2 separate regions of the Homo sapiens genome follow, and region 1 is linked to region 2. The links are chromatin contacts, found by Hi-C or POLR2A ChIA-PET in ENCODE. All regions are on one chromosome and are shown on one strand. The core of a region is the stretch at or near the end of the contact, and the rest is flanking DNA. Distances in the headings are between cores, read along the strand shown. Region 1 overlaps ADAP2 (ArfGAP with dual PH domains 2). Region 2 holds the start of TEFM (transcription elongation factor, mitochondrial).

The links. Hi-C counts contacts between places; a loop is a spot of excess contacts on that map. ChIA-PET counts read pairs that join two places held with the same protein, here RNA polymerase II (POLR2A). Pooled maps may share reads with other maps.
Region 1: a map with no recorded cell type shows a loop between it and region 2 (6-fold over the local background). The contact joins the enhancer-like site here to the promoter of TEFM in region 2. A Hi-C loop is called at or near these places in 3 of 37 single-sample maps with no recorded cell type and 3 of 50 pooled maps. POLR2A ChIA-PET finds 5 or more read pairs at or near these places in 11 of 52 experiments (A673, Caco-2, HEK293T and 6 more).

The regions. Positions count from the first base shown.
Region 1 is chr17:30,937,788-30,941,753 of GRCh38, forward strand. All of the region lies in intron 5 of ADAP2 (ArfGAP with dual PH domains 2), which reads left to right. Among named protein-coding and RNA genes, the nearest start is that of ADAP2, 18 kb to the left of the region's middle. RefSeq lists a silencer at 495-695. Within about 2 kb of position 1,609, at least 3 of the 41 ENCODE cell types and tissues checked have a DNase peak (open chromatin) inside an H3K27ac peak, as active enhancers do.
Region 2 is chr17:30,904,823-30,909,314 of GRCh38, forward strand. It overlaps TEFM (transcription elongation factor, mitochondrial), which reads right to left and starts at 1,416. Exons shown (of 4, transcript NM_024683.4): 1 at 1,346-1,416. The coding sequence starts at 1,376. RefSeq lists enhancers at 1,906-2,175, 2,154-2,954.

The sequences.
Region 1 (3,966 bases), core at 359-2,858, 33 kb after region 2:
ACTACAAGAATAGATTTGCTATTTACTAAGGTGGCAAAGACTTAGACCCCTAAGGGGATGCTCAAAAGTCCTTTTTATTTTGAGATGCCTATGAGTCATCCAGTAGAGACATGGGGAAAGAAGTTGGATGTATGTTTCCTGAATTCTAAACCCAAGTGGCAGAAGTTGGATGTCTGATTTGGAGGCTTGGAGAGAGTTTGGAACTGGAGTCGTCAGCATGTAGACTGGTTTAGTAATGGGACTGGCTAGGATCACCTAAGCAGGAAAAAGGTGTTCAAGGACTGAGTATTTTGGTTATGTGTTGCTGAGTAACAAACCATCCTAAAACTTAATGGCTTAAAATATCAATTTACTATTTCTCACAATCCTATGGGTCAGGAATTTGAGGAGGCCTCGGCTGTTCTGGTGTACTCCATGTGGCATCAGCTGGGCTACTCTGCTGCCCTTAGCTGGCCAGAGACCCAAAGAAGCTTTCACTCATGTCTGGTGCCTTGGTGTACTCTATATGGGGGCTCTGTCTTTCTCATTCAGGAGTCTAGCTTAAGCTTTCTTGTGGCTTGGCTGCTGACTTCCCTAAACAAAAGCAAATGCTACCAGACCTCTGGAAGGCTAACCAGGAGCTGCATTCTGTTGGTCAAAGCAAGTCATGCAACAAGCCCTGATTCAAGGGGAGGGGAAATAGATTCAACCTCTTCATGGATAGAGGGTCACGTATACACTGGGAGGGAAAGACTGGGTGAGCGCCATCTTTGGAGACCATCTACCCCATTGAGCCCTGGGGCATTCCAGTATTTAAAGGACAGAAAGATAAGAAGTTTTCAGCAAAGAGAATGTGAAATTGTGGCCAACAAAGTAAGAGAAGGATAAGCTCTGAGCACTTTAGCCTTCACCTTACTCTATTTCCTATATGTAGAATTATTATATATTCCCCCTGTTGCTTTTCTAGGCAGACCAGAGCAATGCTAAAAGGTCTGTCTATGGGGAGGAGAAGGGAGGATGAAGAGAAGTGGGTTAAAGGGTACAAACATTGTAAGATGCAAGGAATAAATTCAATATTTGATACCAGAGTGGGGTAACTATGCTTAACAAAAATACTCTGGTGACCAACACCCTAAATATCCTGGCTTGATCACTACACATTATATACATGTAGCGAAATTTCACATGTACCCCATAAATTTGTATAAATAATAATATAAAAGGTCTGTCCAATGTGGCCACAGTCTGGGACCAAGTAAAAAGTGTTAAGGGATGAAGAATCTTTACCCTCCAAGTTAGAGGAAGAATTTTTTCCCAGTCTTCAATGTAAAGCACTGAAAAATGTGGCTTTTTCAACATTTTTGCTGAAATGGTACAAAAGGCCGGAAGAGAAAGCGCTACTGCAGTTAGGAAAGGTCACCAAACCCCAGCAGCTGCTGCGAGTTGGTCTCTCGGACAGGGCCTCATCATTGGTTGAAAAAAGTTGATCTGTTTTTCAGTCCTACGCCAGTTCAGTCTAGAATAGTCCAAAAATAGAATGGGCTCCCTATGTTCTTTTTTATTTATTTCCCAAAGTGGATATTTTAAAATCATAAAGGTAACTAATTTTTAGGTAAAACTTTTGGGTAATACAAAAAAGGAAATGAAGTATAAAGAAAGTGAAACTGAAAAAAAAAAAAAAAAGCCCCAAGCTCTATACAAAGCACTTCAAAAAGTTCTTGGAGGCCAGGCTCGGAGGCTCACACCTGAAATCCCAGCACTTTGGGAGGCCGAGGCAGGCAGATCACGAGGTCAGGAGATTGAGACCATCTTGGCTAACACGGTGAAATCCCGTCTCTACTAAAAATACAAAAACTTAGCTGGGCGTGGTGGCAGGCGCCTGTAGTCGCAGATACTCAGGAGGCTGAGGCAGGAGAATGGCCCGAACCTGGGAGGCGGAGCTTGCAGTGAGCCGAGATGGCGCCACTGCACTCCAGCCTGGGCGAAAGAGCAAAATTCCATTTCCAAAAAAAAAAAAAAAAAAGGTATTGGACAAATGAGATTAAAATTAAAGATATAAACTTTATTTCTCAACATAAGCTCCATCAAGGTCAAGACACTTTTATAAGTGATGACACCAGCCATTTAGTCCATCCCCTAGCAATTGAGGGTCCTGGGAATTTAACCATGCCAATGCAGTCTTTTTTACATTTTGTTTTTTTATGCTGTTTTCTGAGACAGGGTCTTGCTCTTTCACCAAGGCTGGAGTACAGTGGTGCAATTCTAGCTCACTGCAGCCACAACCTCCCAGGCTCAAGCGCTCCTTCCACCTCAGCCTCCCGAGTAGCTGAGACTTCAGGCACACACCACCATGCCTGGCTAATTTTTGTATTTTTTGGCAACGACAGGATTTCATCATGTTGCCCAGGTTGGTCTTGAACTCCTGAACTCAACCGATCTACCAGCCTCAGTCTCCCAAAGTGCTAGGATAACAGACATAAGTCACCACGCCTGGCCTTTTTTTTTACACTATTAACTGAAGAAAGATGGGTACCCTTTACAGATTTTTTTTTTTTCGAGATGGAGTCTCGCTTCATCGCCCAGGCTGGAGTACAGTGGCACGATCTCGGCTCACTGCAACCTTCGCCTCCCAGGTTCAAGTGATTGTCCTGCCTCAGCCTCCCCAGGAGCTGGGATTACAGGCGTTGGCCACCATGCTGGGCTAATTTTTGTATTTTTAGTAGAGACGGGGTTTCACCATGTTGGCCAGGCTGGTCTCGAACTCCTGACCTCAAGTGATTCGCCCGCCTTGGTCTCTGAAAGTGCTGGGATTACAGGCGTGAGCCACCATGCCCGGCCTCCTTTACAGATTTTTTAAGATTAGAAAACAAAAAGAAGTTAGAAGGAGCCGAATTTGGACTGTAAGATGATGCATAATCACTTCCCATTGAAACTCTCACAAAATTGCCCTTGTTTGATGAGAGAAATGTAGTTGAAGCATTGTCCTGGGGGAGAAGGACTCTCTGGTGAAGTTTTCTCAGATGTTTTTCTGCTGAAGCTTTGGCTAACTTTCTCAAAACACTCTCATAATGAGCAGATGTTATTGTTCTTTGGCCCTCTAGAAAGTCAACAAGCAAAATACCTTGAGCATCTCCCAGAAAACTTTACCATGGCCTTTGTTCTTGACTGGTCTGCTTTTGCTATGACAGGACCACTTCAACCTCTCGGTAGCCATTGCTTTGATTATGCTTTGTCTTCAGGATCATACTGGTAAAGCCATGTTTCATCTCCTGTTACAGTTCTTCAAAGAACTGCCTCAGGATCTTGATCTCACTTGTTTAAAATTTCCATTGAAAGCTCTGCTCTTGTCTGCAACTGATCTGGGTGCAATGGCATTGGTACCCATTGAGTGGAAAGTTTGCCCAGCTTTAATTTTTCAGTCAGATTTGTGTGAGCTGCACCAATTGAGGTATCTGTGGTGTTAGCTATTGTTTGTGCTGTTAATTATTGCTTCTCTTCAATTAGGGCATGAACAAGATGATTTTTTTCATTGTAAATTGATGTAGATGGTCTGCTGCTGCAGGCGCCATCTTCAACATCATCTTGTCCCTCCTTAACAAGTTATCCATTTGTAAACTGCTAATTTTGTTGGGGATTTGTCCCCGTAAACTTTTCTGAAAGCACCAGTGATTTCACCATTCTTCCATCCAAGCTTCACCATAAATGTTGATGTTTGTTCTTGCTTCAATTTTAGCAGAATTCATGTTGCTCTGAGAGGGGCTGTTTTCAAGTTGATGTCGTATCCTTCTTAGTGCCTCAAACAAAATCCCACTCAGACATGTTATAACAAGTTAGTATGAGTTTATTTTGGTGCAAAACAATTTGAAATCCATGCATAGCTTTTTCATACTATGTGTTTTCCATGAACTTTTCTAAGTCACCTTGTATAAGAGTATTATATGATCTCATTTATATGAAATTTTAGAACAGGCAAAACTGTACTGATAG
Region 2 (4,492 bases), core at 166-2,665:
CGCCTGCCACCACGCCCGGCTAATTTTTTGTATATTTAGTAGAGACGGGGTTTCACAGTGTTAGCCAGGATGGTCTCCATCTCCTGACCTCGTGATCCGCCCACCTCAGCCTCCCAAAGTGCTGGGATTACAGGCGTGAGCCACTGTGCCCGGCCCGAGAATCATCTTTAAAAGAGGATTAGTTTTTAAACTATATTATATAGAGTTTTAAATAGAGCTTTTGTTGTTTTCAAGTCACGAGAGATGTCTCCCGATATTTATGGATCAGTCCGAAGTTTTACTACCTAGAAAATTGTATTTTATACCCATCAGGAAGCAAGTAGTTGAAATAATTATTCCAACTGCTTAAAGTTTCTGATATTTTTAATTTAGAGGAATCTTTTTGTAACTAATATTTCCTGTTAAGGTTTGTCTTAGGCCGGGCGCGGTGACTCACGCTTATAATCCCAGCACTTTGGGAGGCCGAGGTGGGCGGATCACCTGAGGTCGGGAGTTCGAGACCAGCCTGACCAACATGGAGAAACCCTGTCTCTACTAATAATACAAAATTAGCCGGGCGTGGTGGCACATGCCTGTAATCCCAGCTACTCGGGAGGCTGAGGCAGGAGAATCGCTTGAGCCCGGAAGGCGGAGGTTGCGGTGAGCCGAGATCGCACCATTGCACTCCAGTCTCGGCAACAAGAGCGAAACTCCGTCTCAAAAAAAAAAAAAAAAGGGTTTTGTCTTCACTTCCATTTTCACATTTTAGTATCTCATCTGGTGGAACTAAATAAAATTAAATTTTGTACGTTTATAAGAAATGTTTCAGCTAAGTGATAGATTTAAGGGCAGTTTTACTTTCTTCCGTACACTTTTCAAGACTTCTACATGACGTTTTTGCAAGTATGAGAAACACCATACAATGCATAACTTTGTAAAACCAGTGGGAAGTCACTCTAACATCGCAGCCACAGGAAAGTAATGTGGCCAGAGGTAAGCAAGCGGCTGTGAGAATGTGAACCATCCGCCCACTCTGAGGAGCCACCCGTGGACCCTGAGGCCGGGGAAGCACAAATGTTCCGAAAACTGCCCCGTCAGCTAGGCTGGGGCCCCAAGAGAGGGGCCTGAACAAGGGACATGAGGAAGGAAACACTCTAGGACATGAGGGACATGAGGAAGGAAACACTCCAGGTTCCTCCAGAATACCTCCAGCCGTATTCCATTAGCCTCTAGGGTCAGAGGCTAATGACAGACGGGAAATCACCCCAGTGTTCCAAGCACCCTACCTCCCGCCGTATTCCATTAGCCTCTAGGGTCAGAGGCTAATGACAGACGGGAAATCACCCCAGTGTTCCAAGCACCCTACCTCCCGCCGTGAAGAGGACAGACCCGCTCATCTCCAAGTTGAATCAGTAGGTCCAGTCTTCCTCCATTGACTTCCGGTTCCTGCGTGCTGCGCCCAAAAGCGCTCGGCCTGCACTCGGCGGAAAGGTTGTTGTCCAAGCGGCGTTCCGGGGCAAGGCCCGAGGTGTGTCCCGCTGAGCAGTGGGTCGTCCGCGTCTGGGCTGCGGGCTTCCAGGCGGGCGCCTGCCGAGGCCCTGTCCCCGGATCCCGAGTCCCTGGCTGGCCCGCAGTCTTCTTCCACTGCACCGGGGAAACGTTCTTGCCCCTACCGACTCCTGAGAGCCGCTGGGCCGAATCTCCAGGAAGGCGATTCCGAGGCCAGTTTTAGTCTGTAGTGGGTAAAGTGCCTCCTTCGTGGAGACTCCCTGGGTTTCTCCTAGACACTTAGATTGAGGAGCTCCTGTTGGGGCCCAGCCTGTGGCGCCGGGAGCGGGATCAGGTAGGGGCAGCGTAGACAAGGTCCTCAAATAACCTTTTCACCAGGTAGACTGGAATAACGGGGAGAGATGCGAAGTGTTTGAGGAGCTCAGCGGGGAAACAGGGCAGGCAAGGGATTAGGTAAAGGCGAGGGAGGAGGAGATTGCGTTGGCGCTGGAGCGGTATTCCTCTTAGAAGGGATAAAGGGAGATGAATGTAGCGCCGAATTTAGTTGGTCCTTGAATAATGGGTGGAGCAGTTGAATACTCCACCAGATAGGAAGCCTGAAGTCCCCGAGGTTTATGATTTGCAGTCAGACTGGAGAGTGTTCCTAGAAAATTGGCCATATACTGTATAGCGAATGTGAGGCTGGATTGCAGGTGAAGAGCCTGGGAGCAATGAGAAGTCGCGAAGAGAGTGTATCTTCCCAGGTGAGAGGCAAGCGTAAGGAATTTTTTTTTTAACAGTCTTGCTCTGTCGCCCAGGTTGGAGTGCAGTGGTGCGATCTGGACTCACTGCAAACTCCGCCTCCCGATTTCAAGTGATTCTCGTGCCTCAGCCTCCCGAGTAGCTGAGATTACAGGCGAGCGCCACTACGCCCGGCTAATTTTTGTATTTTTAGTAGAGACAGGTGTCACCATGTTGGCCAGGCTGGTCTCGAACTCCTGACCTCAGGTGATCCGCCCGACTCGGCCTCCCAAAGTGCTGGGATTACAGGCGTGGGCCACTGCGCCTGGCCAACCGTAAGGAATTGAACCTAGGAGATGTAAGGAGAGTGGAAAGAAAAGAATTATTTCTGGAAGATGGGGAGCCAGTTTTGTGAAAAACGGGGAATTCAGGAGGGAGGGAAAGGTGATGAGTTTGCGTTTTTATGAGGCAGCAATGGGTTGATTGTTTGTGTCTGGAAGGCAGTGGGGATGTAGGGGAATCATAAGTATTAATAAAATGTGCTGGTCGGGAGCAGTGGCTCCCAAAGTGTAATTCCAGCACTTTGGGAGGCCGAGACGGGCGGATCGCTTGAGCTCTTGAGTTCCAGACCACCCTGGGCAACATGGCGAAACCCCGTCTCTACGAAAAAATTAGCCGGGTGTGGTGGAGCACGCCTGTTATCCCAGCTACTCAGGAGGCTGAGGTGGGAGAATCACCTGAGCCCGGGAGGTAGAGGTTGCAGTGAGTGGAGATCGTGTCACCACACTCCAGCGTGGGGGACAGAGCCAGACCTTGTCTCAAAAAAAGAAAAAAAATTGCTCATAGGAAGTCTAGAAACCTTGGCAGTTTCTGGGGAACTTAGGAATCTAACAAGAAATAACATCAACTTTTTTCTGCAAAATCCTCCAAATCAGGAGGAAATAATTTCCTCAACTGTAGGGCTTATTCAGTTTACTGAGATGTTATGATTGAATTGCATCCCTCAAAACAGATTTGTTGAAGTCCTAACCCCCAGTACCTTATTATTTCCAAATAAGGTCATTGTAGATGTAACTAATTAAAATGAGGACAGGAAGGCCGGCACGGTGGCTCACGCCTGTAATCCCAGCGCTTTGGGAGGCCGAGGAGGGGGGATTACGAGGTCAGGAGATCGAGACCATCCTGGATAACACGGTGAAACCCCGTCTCTACTAAAAAATACAAAAAATTAGCCGGGCGTGGTGGCGGGCGCCTGTAGTCCCAGCTACTCAGGAGGCTGAGGTAGGAGAATGGCGTGAACCCGGGAGGCAGAGCTTGCAGCGAGCTGAGATGGCACCACTGCACTCCAGCCTGGGCGACAGAGCGAGACTCTGTCTCAAAAAAATAAGTAAATAAATAAAATAAAATGAGGACACGCTGGACTGGGGCAGGGACTAATCCAACATGGCTGCTGTTCTTATGAGAAGATGACTCTGTGAATGCCATGTGAAGATGGAAGCGGAGATTGGAATGATGCTTTCTACAAACCCAGAAAGGCCAAGGGTTGCCAATAGTCACTAGAAACTAGGAGAGAGGCATGGGCCAGAGTCCCCTTAGAGCCCTTTGAAGGAACAAGCCCGGATAACACCTTGATTTTGGGCTTCCAGCCTCCTGAACTGGAGAGAATAAATGACCAGTTTGTGGTCATTTGTTACAGCAGCCCTAAGAAACTAATACAAGAGGCCATAAGGATTCCTGGTGTTGCTTTCAGAGATGGTCTGGTTCGCTAGCAAGACACAGTTTATCACTTAGTAACTGCATCACCATAGTCAGTTTCTTATCCTCTCTGAACCTCACCTTCCTCATTTGTAAAACGGAGTTAATGGTACCTACCTCACAGGGCTGCTTGGAGGATGCATGAGAAACTGGATGCAAAGAACCCAGCATAAGATAAGAGTTCAATCAATGTGGTTTTGCCCAGTAAAGCATCCCCCCTCTTCCTGAGAAATGATTATGAATGACCTATAGGGGAATCACCCTCCTTCCTGAAAGCATTTATTCAGAAATATGCTTTGACCAGAGCCAGAAATACAAAGGAAAGAGATAAGTATTGCCTGATTTACTGTAAACCAGAATTGATGCCTCCAAAATGAAAGTCACCGTCTTCCCCCAAAAACTAGCTCCTTCTCACTTCCCTGTTTTTGTCACCCAGATGCAGGTGTCTCTGGCTCTTTCTACTCCTTCCATCATTATGTCTAGCCTGTTATCTAGTTTCTGTGTTTTTAAAACTTTTGACTGATCCAGG